2 separate regions of the Homo sapiens genome follow, and region 2 is linked to region 1. Evidence: chromatin contacts called from ENCODE Hi-C or POLR2A ChIA-PET data. All regions are on one chromosome and are shown on one strand. The core of a region is the stretch at or near the end of the contact, and the rest is flanking DNA. Distances in the headings are between cores, read along the strand shown.

Region 1 (5,310 bases), core at 1,180-3,679:
GGCTTCCTAACCTCTACAGAGAAAATACTCTTAAATACACAGCCCTCCGGGACAACTGAACACACAATGAAGACCTCTATTAAGAACATTTACAGGACAACTTTACCTGTCCATGGTTCTTCTCTTCTATATTCTTTGTTAGATGTTTTAGGAATTGGGTACTTCCTCTATTCAAGACCGCATACCATTTAGGCAGCATTTCTCAAACTTTCAGCATCTGTAAGCCAGTGCAAGCTAATGCAAAGCACTAACTTTGGGTAAGATTTCATCACAATTTTTAGTAATAAAAATATCTCATTCTTTTTGAAAGCTTTTTTATTATGAAGAAATGCAAACATATACCAAAGGCAGAATAGTATAAAGAACCCCCATGGACTTATCACTCAGCTTCAACTATAACTGACTCATGGCCAATCTTATTTCAACACGATTCTCATCCACTTCCTCTCTCTCATATCATTCTGAAGCAAATCCCAGATGTCATATCATTCCATCCATAAATATTTCAGTAGGTGTCTCTAAAAATATGAATTATTTTAACATTACAATAGCATAATCACAACTATTTGTGAGAATTCCAAAATATTATCAAATATCAAAATATATCAGATTCCCAAATGTCTCAAAATTTTAAAGTTTTTTTTGTTGTTGTTTGAATGAGGATCCAAATAAGGCCCACACATTCCCATCAGATAGAATATTATTTTAAATGACACTATTGTTTCATGCATTTGTAAGAGGGCATAATTTGTAATCTCTCCCCAGGATATCTGTCCTATTTGATAATGGGGTCAAGTTCCATAGTCCATTGATTTCTTTCGTTACCCTTTATTTTTACTAAGTTAAACTCTCCCAATTTACAGTCACTGGAAAGAGTAACAAATATCTGGTATCTTTTTCCAATGACTATGGATTCAGAAATTAAGAGATTTCTTACTGCAAACATGTTTAGCCCTCCACCAGGTGCCAAATCAATCATGAAACACATTTAAAATTTGGACAGATCCATGCTTTAACTTGGGAGATGGGGGAAAATGGGTCCCCCTCACCTACAGGGACTGCCTTCTGGCTCTGAAGAGCATATTTTCAACGTTACAGGTCGTTTTAAACCATGCCTAATACCAGATTAAGAAAGAGTCAAACTCCAGTCAGAGCAGACTGGACCTGAGTTTGGTCTTAAGAGGATTTCTCAAGTCCAGCTAATTGTTTTTCTCTTAAAGTGTCTGAGTTTTTCTTTTGGATCCTGCAGACCAATACCAGAACTGACCTCTTATCAGAGGCAAATGACCAGTAGATATGCCGTGATGAACAAAGTCATTCAAAGTTGTCAGGAGGACACTGAAAGTGTCAGGCAGGGTATGAGGTGATCCTGAAGCAGGATTGGAGCCAAGTAGAAGAGGAAGAGGGTGATGTAGGAATGAAGAGGGAGGAATCTGCAATGGCATTCATAGTTGACTCCAGTGTGGGATGCCATGTAAAAAGGAACTCTAAATTCACACATACATGCACACACATCCCAAAGAAACCCCTTGCAATTTGCTCATGGCCTGGGATGGAAAGAGCCAGCTGATCTGAGAATAAGAAAATGTACCTTACATGAAATATTCTCTTCATAGTTACAGCAAATGTTCTCAACGCTGGCTGCACATTAGAAGCATCTTGGGAGTTCAAAATACTATGTCCGGGCCCCTGCACAGGCCAGTGGAATCAGAATCTCTGGGTATTTTTAAACCTCCCTCACCATCCCCCTCCTGGACACCCCCCACCCACACAGGTGATTCTAACGTGCAGCCCGGCCTGAGAACCACCGGGGTACAGCATGGACAGCAAGGGCTATTTCAGTACAGGATCAGTTAATGAGCAAGGGCTCATTATTCAAAATACTCACAACTTGAAGCTTGGTTTGGCTCAGCCTGGACTTCTGGAGCTTGGGGTGAGAAGCAACCTAATCTTCAGAATTCACAGCTCTCCCGCAAAAACAATGTCAGCAGGGAGAGCCTGGCAGGGGAATGGGAAAGGAGGTGTGAGGTGTCCTGCACACGAGCTTCCCTTCTGCCCGGGGAGAACACTGGTTCTCTCACTCCTGTGTGCATGATGATCACACGGGGATATCTGTCAAATGCAGCTTCCTGGGCCCCACTCCCTGGGTCGGTCAGAAGGTCTAGGATGTGGCCCAAGAACCTGCATTTTAGCGGGTCTCCAGGTGACCCTCTGAGGGTTTATGGAACAAACACACATCCATAAACCGAGAGGCCTCCAGGAGCAGCAGTCTGTGGGTCCTTCCTGATGAACACGTGTGGAGCAGGGCTTCCCTCTTCAATCCTGGGCCCTGCCCCTGGAGGGTCTGAGCAGTAGGTCTGAGGTGTTGCCTAGCATCAGCATTAGAAGTGATTTCAGGGCACTGCCCAATTGGGGACCTTCATGGAAAAGAAGTGGACCTGCCCCAAGTTTTCTCTGTACAATAGAAGGTGGAAGCGAAGCAGGAAGGACCCTTGGCTCATTCCCTCCTTGCTTCTACCAAAACGGAAGCTGGCGTTTTTCCTAGGCTGACATCTGGCAGGAAGTACAAGCGGAAACCAAACAGCAGCCTCTGGTCTTTCAGAGACCATTGATTTCATCAGCAAAATGGGTCTCAAAGCTTCATCAAAGTGGGTCTCAAAGCATCATCAAAGCAAACATGCAAATTCTTGGGCCCCACCCCAGACCATCTACTGATCAGGTACTTCAGGGAGACAGGCTCCCTAATCTGTGTCACAGGAGGCTCCCAGGTGACTCTGATGCTTGCTCGGTGATTGTGGGCTTAGGAAAGGCCCCCACCTCTTCTGGCCATCCTTTCAGGTCCCTTGTCATGGAGGCAGGGGGAGGCCCCACAGCACCTCTCCCGCTCTCGGTTTGTTATTGGGAAGGTGCTGAAGGATGCTGGGGCTGCCAACCTGGAGGAAAAGGAGCCTGGTTCCAGGCAGCTGCCACTTGCACAGGCTGCTCTCCCAGCTGACTTGCTTTGTTTTATTTTCTCTAAGCCTGAAGAAGGGCTTTCCCCAGAGAGAAAGGACACCTGGTGCCTAATTCCCCAAAGCAGAGGCAGCTGTGGTCCAGAAGCCCCAGGGCCTGTTTCCACTGTCCTCCCTGGGGAAATGCGGGTATAGGGCCCAGAGAGGCCCAGGACTTATCTCGACACTCTCCTTTCCCCGGCCAAGAAAATGCTTCCTCTTCTTGGAGGATGGAGATGCAAACACTCCCTTTCTGGAGCAGGCTGCAGCCAGAGGGGTGGCATCCTGTACCAAGACAAAAGCCCTTTTGGGACAGAGTGTCAATGCTGGTACTCCACACCTCCAAAGATGAGGGGAGGCCGATCTGAGGCAGAGGCACATGTGAGAACCAGCCCAGTGGGACAGAACAAACTACTTGCCTCTTTCTTCTCTGGACCCAATTTTGGAATTCTTCTAAGCATTCTGATCAGAGACAAAGACTAACATGCTCTAAAAGGGGGGTCACCAGGATTAGAAGTAATCCAGACCTGTTGTGGATTCACTGCAGAGTCTTTAAATGTGTTATACGGGGTTCACCACTTTAAAACAAAAATTCAGGGACTTGGGATAAATGAAAAGTATGGTTTTATTGTATCTTCTTGTCAAACACCTTTACTTGAGGCAACAACTGAAGTATAATTTAATTCAGCAGGAAATATCACACTTGGAGGGAAAACACACACTAAAAAAAAAAAAAACCCTTAAATTAAAGCCAAACATTCTTTCCAAGGCACAGCACTGGCATTTTCAGATTGACAGCAGAACGAGTTTGTTTCCGTGAAACAAAATCATGAGTCCAGAGTCTGTTTTTGAAACAGCTTTCCACTTCATCTCCCTTTCTGGGGCTCAGGGAACGATGCTCGTGGCCTTCCTCAGGGCCAGGTAGCCGGTGACGACGTCAGAGGGCAGCCTCCGAATGTAGGAAAACTCTTCAATGGTGCTGAACCGCAGTTTGCTCTGGGGGTCTGTGTAGTTGGCCTGGGTGAAAAGAGGCACAGGGAAGGGCAGAAAGTTTTTGCTGGTAGGGATATTTTAAGTTCAAGTTTAAAAATTTTTTCTATTTCACTGAAAGTGATATATATTTTCATTATGTCTTACTCTGCCACCAAGAACACTAAATCACTCACTGTGGCACAGGCTCATTAACCTTCCCAGACTCTAGAAACACTTCAGGGTATGGACGAGAGGAAGGGGAATGACCACATCAGACTCTGGGACTCTTCTTGTTGGTGCCTCAAGGGCTGCAACAGGTCCAAGACTGAATTCATGATGGTCATCCCTCCCTGCCTTCAGACTCCTGCCTCTTTCCAACAAATGTCCCAGGTCTGTGCTCCTCAAGGCAGGAGCCGACGCCCAGCATGCTGGGCATGTGCCCCTCCCTGCTGTGCTCCACTTACCTCCAGCATGCTCCTTTCCAGCTCTTCCAACACCCCCTGCGCCACTTCCATGCCTCCCTGAGCAACTCTGTAGTGCATCACCAGCCATTCACACCCACCCTTCCCCTAGAACTGCGGCCAGGATCTTCTTTGCAACGTGCAATTCTGATCATGTCATTCCTCGGCATAAAATCTCTCAAAATGGCTCCTCTGCTCTTGGGACAAAGGCCCAAGTCCTCAGTGCAGCTCCTCAGCTATGGGCCTTCCTTTGTCCTCAGCCTCCTCCTCAGCCACATGTCCCCACTCTCTGATTCCAACTGTCCCCGGCCTCTAAGTTCCTCCCTCTTACCATGCCCCATCTGTCCTTTCCTTGGCAGGGGACCCCAACTGCAGCCCATTTTGCTCAGTAATCACCAGTTCATTCTTCAGGACTCGGCCCCAAAGCTACACCTCTGGGGAAGCCTATTTGTACCCCCACAGGAGGTCAGAACCTCACCCTCCACTTTCACAGCAGCAAAAATATTCCAGTGGAATGCACATCTCTGTTGCTTTAAAGTTTATTATCTACATGACTCTTTGATGATGGTCTAGGCTATGAGGGTCCATGAGACAGGAACCACAGTTTGCTTATCATTGTAGACTGGCTCCTAGTGCAACGCAGAGTACACAGAGGGCCTCCAGTCAGGGTTTGTATAACAAAATGAATGACTAATGAATGAATAAACAAACAGACAATTGGGACCATCACAGAAAAGAGAACTTGTTTCCCAGACATATCAAAATTCTCTCTTGGTCTCTGTTCCCCATGTGCCAAGCGGAGAAAATAATTCACTAACTATATACCTCAAAGCACATGGGCTTCTACGGATTTTGAAACAAAAGACATGAGGGTGAGTCATTTTGAG
Region 2 (4,877 bases), core at 80-2,579, 52 kb before region 1:
GCCATGGTGGTGGGTACCTGTAATCCCAGCTACTCAGGAGGCTGAGGCAGAAGGATTGAACCTGGGAGGCTGCAGTGAGCCAAGATCGTGCCACTGCAGCCTGGGTGAGAGAATGAGGCTCCATCTCAAAAAAACAAAACAAGACAAAACATTAAAACCCAACAAATTAAAAAAAAGAAAGAAAGAAAACTAACGAGACATGCAAGCGTACAAAACCATATAAATAACCAGCTACCTACAGGAGAGCTAGAAAATAAAGTTAAAAGACTCAGTCTTTAAAATAATTATGCTTGTTGTGTTCATTGAGAGATGAAAGATTGAGGATTTTGACAGAGACATATAAAGTATATAAAAAAGAAAATTCTAGAACTGTAAATACAACTATCAAAATTAGTAACTCAGTGGATGGAGTTAGGTGGAGAATAGATAGCTGAAGAGAGAATTCATGAACTTTCAATGGATCAGAAGACAATATCCAGAGTACAATATTGGGAGATGAAAGATAGAAAAAGCAGAAGCTGGGGTAAGAGACAAAGAAGTTAGACAAAGAAGTCCCAGAAGGAGAAGAGTAGGGAAGTGCAATAGAAGCAGTATTTGAAGAGTTAATAATTGAGAATTTAAAAAAGTTGATTAAAGGTATTAAGCCATAAATTAAGCTGACTTCAAAGCAGAAACAGTGGAATCTGGACACAATGGAATGATGCCTTAAATGCTAAAAAAAAAAAAAAAACAACAAAAAAAAAACTATTAGCCAATGAATACTTTAGGCAACAAGTGCTCCACAGTTCATAAGTGGGAACATTCACTTAGGACAGGAGAGATGTGAAAGGGTCACGGGAGATGGGTAAGGTTTGAGAAGGTCACTAAAGAGGCATTAGCAAGTGATGTTTTACAGCCAAGTGGTCAGGAAATCTCAGGGTCTGAACACTGATTCAGTCTGTTTGGGTAAAACTGAGCTCCTATTACTAGGGGTAGAATGGAAATTGAGGCTAGAAAGGGTCAGTAAGAGCAAGATGGTGAATGATCTCATTTTACAGGTGATAGGAAGTATTGGAGGTGTATCTGTGGCATCTCTACCTTGTTTCTTGGGAGGACACCACTAGTAAAACCTTTCTGACATTTTCCTGGTGTAGGTATAAATCACACTGTCTCTTGCCACTTTACTATGAGTGAAATGAAATTTAGATAAGTGCCAGGTTCAGCCTGCTCTGTACTTTCACTCCCTTGTGAGAACATATTATTGAATTGCCATTTTTAAAGAATCCAGTTGCAATGAATCTTATTTCCTCTTTCATTTGTTCCTCTGGAGCCAGAGTGAGACAGTAGATTAGGAAGGGAAGAGAAAATATAGAAGTTCCCTTTCAAAGTTGCTTTCACATGGCTGACCTTTCGATTTATTTTCTCTCTAAGTACCACACTTATTTTAGTCATAACCTTTCCCTTTTTGTCTCCGTAAGGGCAGACGCTCCTTATAAACCCACATGGTCTTCATCAGCCCACATGAATTCCGTCTTGCTTAACTGTGTTTTTCTCATCTCTGAGTGTCACTCCTATTTGGCTCCCTCCTCCAGAGTCCTACTCTGACACCTCTGGTGCACATCCTTGCATAATTCATAAATCTTAAAAAAAAATCTGTGGTGCTCTTTATCATGTGTTTTAAATCACATTAATGGCAGTGTGCTTTTAGAATCCTGTAATTTGACCTACTGAACCGAAAGTCTAACTTTCCAATCTTTTATCTTTTATTTGCATTTCTTGGGGTTTTTGGTTTTGGTATTATTCACTTCCTTTAAGATTTCTCAACTTTAACTTTTGCTGATTTAAAATTTATGCCATAAATTTGATATAGTACTCCACTTCTAATTGTTGTATGCAATGCGCAGCTTTCCAGACAGGGTATACATAAAGGGGTTTCAGTGCACAGATGTATGTACACATTTAATTGCACTAGTGTCAGGTTGCTGTCCAGAATGGCTGCATCAGTGTTCACTTCCACCATCGAAGCATGAAGTTTTTTATTTATTTTGTTTGTTTGTTTGCTTTTGAGATACAGTCTCCCTCTGTCACCCAGGCTGGACTGCAGTGGCATAATCACAGCTCACTGTAGCCTTGACTGCCTAGGCGCAAGTGATTTTCCATTTGCCTGCTCCTGTGCCAATATCCACTGTTTTAATATTGTGTCTACAGTATGTCTTCACAATTAATTAGTAAGACAATTTGTCCTTCTTTGTTTTTATTATCAAATTGACTTATCAGGCTGGGCACAGTGGCTCATGCCTGTAATCCCAACACTTTGGGAGGCCGTGGTGGGAGGGTTCGCTTAAGCCCAGGAGTTTGAGACCAGCCTGGGCAACATAGTGAGACCTCATTTCTACAAAAGACAAAAGTAAAAATTTAGCCTGGCATGGTGGCGTGTGCCTGTGGTTCCAGCTACTCAGGAGGCTGAGGTGGGAGTATCACTTCAGCCTGGGAGTTCGAGGCTGCAGTGAGCCATGATCATGCCACTGCATGCCAGCCTGGAGGATAGAGTGAGACCATGTCTCAAAAAAAAATTGACTAATCTATTTGAGAATCTTTAGTATTCTACTACATTTTAGAATAAGTTTGCCAAATCTTTAAAAAAAATCTTGTTGCAACTTTAGTAAGGATTACATTTAATTTACAGATTAGTTTGGAAGAAACAACTTTGTAAAGTGTTCTCATTACATCCTTGTACATTTATGTAAATATTCTTTTATTTCATAATTAAAAGCTTTATAGAAATAAAATTGTCATACAAACCGTGCATATGTTTAAAACACACAAATTGGTAAGTTTTGACATACGGATTAACCCATGAAACCATCACAAATATCAAGATAGTGAACAAATCCATAATCCCCTCAGACTTCCTTGTGTCCTTTTGTAATTCCTTTCTCCCATCTCTCTCCACATCCCTGTCTTTGTGTAACCTGTGATGCCCTCTCATCACTATAGATTAGTTTGCATTTTCTAAAGTTTTTAGTTAATGGAATCATACAGGAGGTACTTTTTTGTCTGGCTTCTTTCATTTGGCATGATAATTTTGAGATTCATCCATCTTGTAGCACGAATCAACAATTCCTTCCTGTTTATTGCTGAGTAGTATTCCACTGTATGGATATACCACAATTTATTTACCCATTCACTGGTCAGTGGACAGTTGAGTTGTTTTCAGTTGTTGGCTATTACAAATAAAGCTTCTATGAACATTTGCATAAAATTGTTTGCAGGAACATATGCTTTCTTTTCTTTTGGGTAAGTACATGGGAAAGAAATGATTGGGTTAGAGGGTAGGTATATGTTTAACTTCTTAAGAAGTTGCCAGACTGTTTTTCAAAGTGTTGGTATAATTTTACATTCCCACAAGCAGTGTAAGAGTTCTAGTTCCTTCAAATCCTTACCAGCAGGTTGTATGATTAGTCTTTTTAATTTTAGCCATTCTAGCAGGAGTGCAGAGGTATCTTATTGTGGTTTTAATTTTCATTTTCCTAATTACAAAGATGTTGGGCATATTTTGCTTATTTGCCATTCATGTATCCTCTTCAGTGAAATGAGTGTTTAAGCCTTTTGCCTACTTTTAAAATTGGTTTGTCTGTTTTTCTTTTATTGTGCTTTGAGAAGTCTACATATATTCCAGATAGAAGTTCTTTATTATATATGTAATTTACAAATATTTTCTCCTAGTCTCTGGCTTGTATGTTCATTCTCATAACAGTCTCTTGAAGAACAACTGTTTTATGGATGAGGTCTACTTTATCAAATTGTTCTTTTATGAAACGCGTCTGTATGTAAAGGAATTGTGTATATAAGAAGTGTGGTGTGTAAGTGTTGTATATAAGTCTTTGCTTAACTCAAGTTTATGATGAACATTTCATGTTTTCTTCTAGAGGTTTTGTGGTTTTAGGTTTTAAATTAAGGCCTATTTACTACTTTTCTACTGCAGCATAACAAATTACCAGAAATGTAGCAGCTTAAAACAATGCAAATTTATTATCTTACTGTTTCTATAGGTTAGAAATCCAGCATGGCATGACTGTATTCTTTGGGCTAAAATCAAGTTATTGGCTAAAGCTGCAGTTCTGTGTCTTTGGGTCCTCTTCCAAGCAAACTAAGGTCTTTGGCCAATTTCAGTTACTTGTGTAATTACTTCAGTAAGTAATTACATTCATTTGGCTTGATAATTTTGAAATTCATCCATCTTGTAGCATGAATCAACAGTTCCTTATTACTTCAAGAAGTAATTACACAAGTAATTGAAGTTGGCCAAAGTAATTACTTATTGAAGTAATTCAATTACTTATGGTCATACGACTGAGATCTCTGTTCCTTGCTGGCTATTAGCCAAGGGCCTTTCTCTCAGCAATTTAAGGCTGTCCGTATTTCTTCTCACATGGCCAAGCTCCATCTTCAAACAAGCAATGGTACACTGACTCTTCATGCTTTGACTCCCTCTAACTTCCATTTCTGTCTTTTTCTTCTGCTTTTAAGGACACATGTGGATTACATTGGAACCACGTGGAAATCCAGGGTAGCCTCCCTATTCTAAGTCAGCTGATTAGTAACCTTAATTACCTCTGCAAAGTCATTTTTGCTATGTAACATATTCAGTCTTGGGGATCAGGGTATAGAAACTTTTTGGTGGACGTAATTCTTCTTACCACAGTCAATGACCCTGATATGGTTTAGCTGTGTGTCCTCACCCAAATCTCATCTCGAATTTTAATCCCCATGTGTTGAGAGAGGGAAGTGACTGGATTATGAAGGCCATTTCCCCCATGCTGTTCTCGTAATAGTGAGTGAATTCTCATGACATCTGATTGTTTTATAAATGGCTATAAATGGTAGTTTTTCCTGCA

Evidence for each region. Hi-C counts contacts between places; a loop is a spot of excess contacts on that map. ChIA-PET counts read pairs that join two places held with the same protein, here RNA polymerase II (POLR2A). Pooled maps may share reads with other maps.
Region 2: a loop to region 1 is called in a map with no recorded cell type, with 5 times the contacts of the local background. The contact joins the enhancer-like site here to the promoter of ZNF24TR in region 1. A Hi-C loop is called at or near these places in 13 of 168 maps with a recorded cell type or tissue (Caco-2, Calu3, HepG2 and 9 more), 16 of 37 single-sample maps with no recorded cell type and 15 of 50 pooled maps. POLR2A ChIA-PET finds 5 or more read pairs at or near these places in 8 of 52 experiments (GM12878, HepG2, MCF 10A and 5 more).

What each region holds. Positions count from the first base shown.
Region 1 is chr18:35,464,736-35,470,045 of GRCh38, forward strand. ZNF24TR (ZNF24 transcription regulator) reads right to left here and starts at 2,430. Exons shown (of 3, transcript NR_186612.1): 1 at 1,592-2,430. It overlaps INO80C (INO80 complex subunit C), which reads right to left. Exons shown (of 5, transcript NM_194281.4): 5 at 3,598-4,007. The coding sequence ends at 3,876.
Region 2 is chr18:35,414,287-35,419,163 of GRCh38, forward strand. No RefSeq gene overlaps it. Among named protein-coding and RNA genes, the nearest start is that of ZNF396, 39 kb to the left of the region's middle. Within about 2 kb of position 1,330, at least 2 of the 41 ENCODE cell types and tissues checked have a DNase peak (open chromatin) inside an H3K27ac peak, as active enhancers do; they include GM12878, where a contact is called at or near this core.